3 separate regions of the Homo sapiens genome follow, and all the other regions are linked to region 2. Evidence: read pairs that join two places in POLR2A ChIA-PET (ENCODE). Cell type or tissue: Caco-2. All regions are shown on one strand. Region 1 overlaps GET1-SH3BGR (GET1-SH3BGR readthrough). Region 2 has its middle 15 kb from the start of BRWD1-AS1. Region 3 overlaps GET1-SH3BGR (GET1-SH3BGR readthrough).

Region 1 (2,500 bases), 100 kb after region 2:
GCATTACACAATCCTAAGGCAAAGAATTTCTCTTTCCAGACACATTCTGCTGTGTAGCGGTGGGCAGAAGCAGATCCTTATTTGTGAACCTTTGCATCTAGATTAAGAAGAATCCAGGCTGGGCATTGTGGCTCACATCTGAAATACCAGCACTTTGGGAGGCTGAGGTGGGTGGATAGCTTGAGCTCAGAAGTTTAGGACCAGCCTGGGCAACATGGCGAAACCGTCTCTACAAAACAAATACAAAAATTAGTGGGGTGTGGTGGTGCACACTTGTAGTCCCAGCGACTTGGGAGGCTGAAGTGGGATTGCTTGAGTCCAGGAGGCAGAGGTTGCAGTGAGCTGTGATCGCGGCACTGCATTCCAGCCTGGGTGACAGGGCCAACTCTGTCTCAAAAACAAACAAACAAACAAACAAACAAACAAAAACAAAAAGAAGAATCCCAGATGTTGGTGTAAGGGACCCTGAAAGACTACAAATGCTCCCGTGTAGCCCTCATAGCCTTGCCTGTCCTTGTCCCCAGGAGCTGTTCCTCCCTGCCCTCTTGCTCATGACCTCAGTCCCTAATTTCCTCCTCACCTATCTTGGTAAATCCAAATGGCTCAAACAATGGTTGCTAATCCGCAAGAAGAATTTGTTTTTTTGGCCAGTTGTTTCTGACTCAAGCTAGAGTTCGGCTGACTTCTGCTAAAGCCCCTCCTTCTTCCTCACTTTAGAACACTCCTTCAACAAGTCTTCTTATGCAGGCAATTTTGGATAAAGGCTTAATTCAAGAGTGTTTTTCATGTTACATTCACAAATTGTCCAGCTACAGTAGTGGGAGGGAGTGGGATGGAGTAGAAGGTGATGGACAATTTGAAGGCAGACCGGCTTGGGTTTGAACTTGGGTCTGCCTGTCACTTAAGTGCTCTTGTCCATCTGTAAAATGTGAGTGACACCACCAATCCCATAGGGTTGAGAAAGAAAAGAAGCTTATCTGAGGAATGCAACCCCCTTTAAATGACCAGGCCCAAAGAGGCACTGGAATGAGACAGCAGTCACGTCCCCCCATCCCCCCAGCTGAGCTAAGTAATCATTTCTAAGCTGCTTGCTCCGTGGGCTCTGACTGACACCACCAATAGCTATAAATTAACCTAACAATGCCATATGCTGGACACCACAGCTCATACCCTGTGGTTCAAACAACAATCTAATCGCCAGTCACTGTTATTTCTGTAGACCAATGAGAATTCCTGAAAAACGACGTTTGCAATTGTCCCTCTCCTGACTTTGTCCTTTTTTCTTTAAAAAATGCAAGCCTCTCACAGAAGACTAAAGTGAACTTCAATTGTCCCATGTTTGATAAAGTAGAAGCCTAGCCATCTTAGTCTCTTAGTTTAATAAAAATTGATGTAACAGCCAAAAAAGAAAAAAAATTCCAATGGAAATCCTGTAGAGCCACATAAGAATAAACAAGACTATAAATAACTTCACTCTTAAAACAATTCTACCAGATTAAAATGTCCCCTAATGAGGCTTTCTAGACTTAGCTGTGAGAAAGGTGGTGGATTGGAAGGTGTTACCGCCCTCTCCACGTGGATGTGCAAGTCATAAGCCTCTGTGGATGCTGAGTTGTCCCATTACCTACTGGCTCCAGTGGATGTCTGTATTTTGCAGGATCCTTATAGCTAGAAGTAATTGTAGCTTCTTAAAAATGCTTGAAAAATCAAAAATCTGTCAATGTTTCAGTGAGAAGATCCCTTACTAGCAAAATTATCCACAATCTTTCCTGCTCAATAATTTGCCTAGCCTAACGTTAGGGATCTAGTTTCCTCAGGATGGGCAAAGGGTGGTCTTACCATAAAGACAATTTTTTTTTTGTTGGTGGAATGGATGAGTAGAAAATGACTGCTACCAATTTTATTTATTTTATTTTTGAGATGGAGTCTTGCTCTGTCGCCAGGCTGGAGTGCAGTGGCATGATCTCGGCTCACTGCAACCTCTGCCTCCCGGGTTCAAGCGATTCTCCTGCCTCAGCCTCCCAAGTAGCTGGGACTACAGGTACGTGCCACCAAGCCCAGCTAATTTTTGTATTTTTAGTAGAGATGGGGTTTCACCATGTTGGCCAGGATGGTCTCGATCTCTTGACCTTGTGATCTGCCCGCCTCGGGCTCCCAAAGTGCTGGGATTACAGGTGTAAGCCAGCGCGCCTGGCCTGCCATAAATTTTCTAGTGGATGTACTGTCAACTTGCTTTTGTCAAATTTCTAAAACACATAGTATAAGGCAGTGATCAATTCTACTATTGATCACTACTATAACCTAATCTGTCTCATGTAAAAAAAGCTACAAGCAACTTCAGATTAATTGCTGTGTTCACCGATTTGTCTTAAATAGGCAAAAATATCTGAAAATCAAAAATCATAATTTCAATCCATATCCTAAGACACTGAATTTTTGGGAGCTTACTAAATTTAAAAGTTGTCATGAATGCTTTATAGAGTATATTTAGATGCTATAT
Region 2 (2,500 bases):
GGTGTTGGGTACACAGGTGCATCTTTTTTTTTTTTTTTTGAGACAGAGTCTCACTCCTGCCCAGGCTGGAGTGTAGTGACACAATCACAGCTCACTGCAACCTCCGCCTCCTGGGTTCAAGTGATTCTCCTGCCTCAGCCTCCCGAGTAGCTGGTTACAGGCATGCCCCACCACACCTGGCTAATTTTTGTATTTTTAATAGAGATGGGGTTTCGCCATGTTGGCCAGGCTGGTCTGGAACTGCTGACCTCAAGTAATCTGCTCGACTTGGCCTCCCAAAGTGCTAGGATTACAGGCATGAGCTACCACGCCCGGCCACAGGTGCATCTTATCAAACAGGAAGCTTGAGATTTTACATTTTATCAAATGCAAATTTTACATCTGAAGGAAAAAAAATAGAACCATAAACAAATATCGAGCTTTAAATAATAATGTGTATGCTGAATTATTAGGGGGAAGTGTACTGATGCCTGCGATTTACTTTAAAATAAATGAAAAATAGGCCAGGCACAGTGGCTCACCCTTGTAATCCCAGCACTTTGGGATGCTGAGGTGGGTAGATCACCTGAGGTCAGGAGTTTGAGACCAGCCTGACCAATATGGTGAAAACCCCGTCTCTACTAAAAATACAAAAATTAGCTGGGCATGGTGGCGGATGCCTGTAATCCCAGCTACTTGGGAGGCTGAGGCAGGAGGATTGCTAGAACCTGGGAGGTGGAGGTTGCAGTGAGCCAAGATCTCACCATTGCACTCCAGCCTGGGTGACAGAGTGAGACTCCATGTCAAAATTAAATAGATAAATAAATGAAAAATAAGGTGGGCCGGGTGCGGTGGCTCACGCTTGTAATCCCAGCACTTTGAGAGGCCAAGGCAGGTGGATCATGAGGTCAAGAGTTCAAGACCAGCCTGGCCAAGATGGTGAAACCCTGTCTCTACTAAAAATACGAACATTAGCTGGACGTGGTGGTGGGTGCCTGTAATCCCAGCTACTCGGGAGGCTGAGGCAGGAGAATCACTTGAACCTGGGAGGCAGAGGTTGCAGTAAGCCGAGATTGCACCACTGCACTCCAGCCTGGGCAACAGAGCGAGACTCCTCAAAAAATAATAATAATAATAGGTGAATTGATGAGGAATGGGCAGATGGATAGAAATATATGGAACAAAGCCACTATAGTAAAAACAAATTGTAAAATCTAGCTGGTGTCTCTATTTAAAAAAGGATCTTTTGGCCAGGCACAGTGGCTCACACCTGTAATCCCAGCACTTTGGGAGGCCAAAGTGGATGAATCACTTAATTTCAGGAGTTTGAGACCAGCCTGGCCAACATAGTGAAACCCCATCTCTACTAAAAATGCACAAAAAATTAGCCAGGTGTGGTGGCGGATGCCTGTAATTCCAGCTACTCCAGAAGCTGAGGCAGGAGAATCACTGGAACCTGGGAGAGTGAGGTTGCAGTGAGCTGAGATTGCATCATTGTACTCCAACCTGGGTGACAAGAGCAAGACTCTATCTCAAAAAAAAAAAAAAAGAAAGAATCTTTGGAGATCAAAAGCCTCAAGTCATGTCATCCTCAGCCATGTGAAGCCAGTTCAGAGCTTTTTTTTTTTTTTTTTTTGGAGAGGAGACAGAGTCTAGCTCTGTCGCCCAGGCTGGTGTGCAGTGGCACTATCTTGGCTCACTGCAACCTTTGCCTCCCGGGTTCACGCCATTCTCCTGCCTCAGCCTCCCGAGTAGCTGGGATTACAGGTGCCCACCACCACATCCAGCTAATTTTTGTATTTTTAGTACAGACGGGGTTTCACTGTGTTGGCCAGGCTGGTCTCGAACTCCTGACCTCGTGATCTGCCCGCCTCGGCCTCCCAAAGTGCTGGTATTACAAGTGTGAGCCACCGCACCCGGCCCAGAGCTTTTTGTCGGTTAAAAAAAAGGGAATTTCTTGGAGGGATTTAGGAAAGAGTAAAGGAGAGAGAGTGAGCATATGACAGCAAGGGATTGCAACAGATTCTTGTCTAGTGGCCTCCATCTCCTTGAATGCCTCCCAATTCATCCTTTACAACATTTTTTTGGCAACTTGAAGATCTTTTCCTAGAACCTTTAATCCAAAAGGAGTTGCTACTCAGCCGACAGTGAGATGTCCATATTCAAATGCAGAGGCCACATTGCGGTTTAATTACAAACTTTTTTTGTGACATACTGTTCCCCTTGCCTGCAAAGGCATGGATTGTCAAGAGTTGACTGAAAAATGTTTTTTAGAAACCTTGCAAATTATCAGCAGATTAGTGATGTAACAGAGTACCCCCATTTTTCTGATAAAGAACATGAGTTATTTTTAAAATGTTATTTTCTTTTCTCTTTCCTCCTTTTCCCCTGTTCCCCACTTCCTACTTATGTCTTTAGGAATGCAGTTATAACCTTGACCTTCCCTTCACCAGACACTCCCTACAGGGCGAGCTTATCTAACTGTGTGCTTACTTAGAAGCTCCAGAGCAGGAACTTTCTC
Region 3 (2,500 bases), 55 kb after region 2:
TGCACCACCACACCTAGCTAATTTTTGTATTTTTTTTAGTAGAAAGAGGGTTTCACCATGTTGGCCTGGCTGGTCTCGAACTCCTGACCTAAGGTGATCCACCTGCCTCAGCCTCCCAAAGTGCGGAGATTACAGCTGTGAGCCACCACACCTGGCCGACAATTTTTTTTTTTTTTTTTAACTTTTAAGTTCAGGGATACATGTGCGGGTTTGTTATATAGGTAAACTTGTGTCATGGGTGTTTGTTGTACAGATTATTTCGTCACCCAGTTATTAAGTCTAGTATTCATTAGTTATTTTTCCTGATTGTCTCCCTCCCACCCCCTATCCTCCACCCTCCAAAATAGAAAAATTTGTTTTTAGAGGCCGGGTCTTGCTCTGTGACTCAGGACCTGTGGCCACATCCTGTGCTGCCTCATACAACCTTATGGCCTCTCTAACCTCAACCCAGTTAGCTTTCCTAAACCCATTTCCCTATGATTGTTAACACTTGTTGTTAGCCAGGTTCAGAAGGATAACATAATTATTATCCCAGCAGAGTACACCCACCCTGTAATCGGTAAGAGAGATGTTTGGCCTGGTCACTGGGTTTGTGGTGAGAGTCTGTGAAAAGCTGTAAGGAACGCGCTGGTCTTCAGTAGGGTCAAATGCTGCTCCTTCACCATCGTCAGAGGCTACTTCATCACAGCCTCTCTGATTTGAGGATTCAAGTGGGAAAGACTCATGACAAGCAGCAGAAAGTCGAATTGGGAAAACAGTGCCCTCAGGGATGGGGCCGCGCTCAGGTACTTAGATTATAACCTCCGTTGGGATGTTTCTGAAGCTTTCGTCTTAGCAGAAGTTAGGGAGGCAGCACCCCGATCTCAGCACTCAGTCTAGGCCGCACTGGTCCCCGCACTGGTCTCCCCCCTCCCCCCGCGTGAGGCCTTAGGAGGTCTGAAGTATCAGAAGTCCTTGGGCCAGTTAAGCCTAGCAAGGTCCTGGGAGGCGATCTCAGCTGTCCGCTGCGGTGGGGGTGGGATGCCTGGTAAGGACACCAAGTCCGTGGTGTTGGCGTGGTTGGAATTTTCCTGGGATCGCTCCCTTCTCTTCAAGCTGGTCACGGGGACGCATGGTTGAGAGCGCCTAGTTCATTCAGTAGGTGGTCCAGGACTTTCTTCAGCTATAGAGGGGAACAAAGACGCCTTTGGTGAGCACCGGCTCTGCAGCTCTGCGGGTGCAGGGGAGGTGTACTGCGTAGGTGCCCCAGGACTGGCGGGGGCTGAGGGTCCATGCGAACGGCACTACTACGCAGGCGTCGCAGGACTGGCCCGGGCTCAAGGTCCGTGCAAACTGCATGCACTGCGCAGGTGCTCCAGGACTCGCGCGGGGTCAAAGTCCATGCAAGCCGCACGCACTGCACAGGTGCCCCAGGACTGGCACGGGCTCAGAGTCCACGCATACCGCACACACTGCGCAGGCGCTCCAGGACTGGCGCGGGCTCAGAGTCTATGCAAACCGCATACACTGTGCAGGCGCCCTAGGACTGGCGCTGGCTCAGGGTCCCTGCGAGCTGCACGCACTGCGCAGGCGCCCCAGAGCTGGTGTGGGCTGAGTGGCCACACGAGCCACATGCACTGCGCAGGCGCCAGGAGGCCCTTCCTCTCAATCCGAGCTTTGCAGATGAAGGACTCTGCGTGTGTTGCCTTCTGGGCTTACGGGCCGAGTGCCCTTTGAGATTCAACTTTTTCTAAATTATCCTTCACTTTCTGCTGTAAAGAGTGGCCACCTCCTTTTTCCTCTAGGGGACTGAAGCGAGAGGAGGATATTGCAGGGTTTGCCTCTGTGGTCATCTTCTTAGAGAGCACCCCCTCCGCCCCCACACCCTTTTCCTCAGAGCCGTTGCTTAGTGAGTCCCTGCCATGGACCAGGCTTGGGAATGGTCCCCAAGTATTAGTTTAGGAGGACGACTCTCTGCTTCACAGGACCTACCCCAGAATCCTGTGACTCAGAAGCGCGCTTGTGAAGTGCGCATGTGCGGGCAGGGCCTCCAGTGGGGCTCTCGTGGGGGCAGCAGCCAAGGACTGGGGCTGGTGGCCTGGAGAGCTGCCCGCTTCTCCGCCCTTGCCGGTAGGGTTCCTGGCCGAGAGTGGCATCTGGGGCTGTTCAGGGTCTGGAGCTTCCTGAGTTGGAAGACCCTGTCCTCTGTGTTCAGGGACTCAGGGTGACCTGAGTTGGTGGTTCCTGGGTTTGCCTGCTCTACTGCTGGCAGGGACTAGCACGGGGTGTGCACGTTGTCATGCCATCAATTAATTCAGAGATTCACTTTTGTTCTAAAAATTAATATTTGCATTATTACATTTAGATTCATATTAAATCTTACACTGCATGATTCTAGAACATTTTAACACTTATACGTGGGTCTTGGATTAACATTGATACATATTTGCAAATTTATACTTTAAAACTTTTTTTTTTTTAGAGACAGGGTCTCACTCTGTTGCCAAGGCTGTAGTGTGGT

The links. Peaks named below come from ENCODE experiments on the same cell type or tissue, not always from the same donor. Only the 100,000 strongest peaks of a DNase experiment are listed, where the experiment ranks them.
Region 1: POLR2A ChIA-PET joins it to region 2 with 5 read pairs; 5 of 35 experiments call an interaction of 5 or more read pairs at or near these places.
Region 3: POLR2A ChIA-PET joins it to region 2 with 9 read pairs; 29 of 35 experiments call an interaction of 5 or more read pairs at or near these places.

The regions. Positions count from the first base shown.
Region 1 is chr21:39,429,620-39,432,119 of GRCh38, forward strand. The region is part of intron 8 of GET1-SH3BGR (GET1-SH3BGR readthrough); the gene reads left to right. All of the region lies in intron 3 of LCA5L (lebercilin LCA5 like), which reads right to left. Among named protein-coding and RNA genes, the nearest start is that of LCA5L, 15 kb to the right of the region's middle. RefSeq lists an enhancer at 864-1,158. In Caco-2, no CTCF peak of the experiment used is centred here; a DNase peak (open chromatin) is centred at 1,032.
Region 2 is chr21:39,329,831-39,332,330 of GRCh38, forward strand. No RefSeq gene overlaps it. Among named protein-coding and RNA genes, the nearest start is that of BRWD1-AS1, 15 kb to the left of the region's middle. RefSeq lists an enhancer at 2,354-2,500. In Caco-2, no CTCF peak of the experiment used is centred here; no DNase peak of the experiment used is centred here.
Region 3 is chr21:39,384,403-39,386,902 of GRCh38, forward strand. The region is part of intron 1 of GET1-SH3BGR (GET1-SH3BGR readthrough); the gene reads left to right. All of the region lies in intron 1 of GET1 (guided entry of tail-anchored proteins factor 1), which reads left to right. Among named protein-coding and RNA genes, the nearest start is that of GET1-SH3BGR, 5.3 kb to the left of the region's middle. RefSeq lists an enhancer at 1,689-1,738. In Caco-2, no CTCF peak of the experiment used is centred here; DNase peaks (open chromatin) are centred at 1,439 and 2,019; H3K4me3 peaks cover 1,580 bases.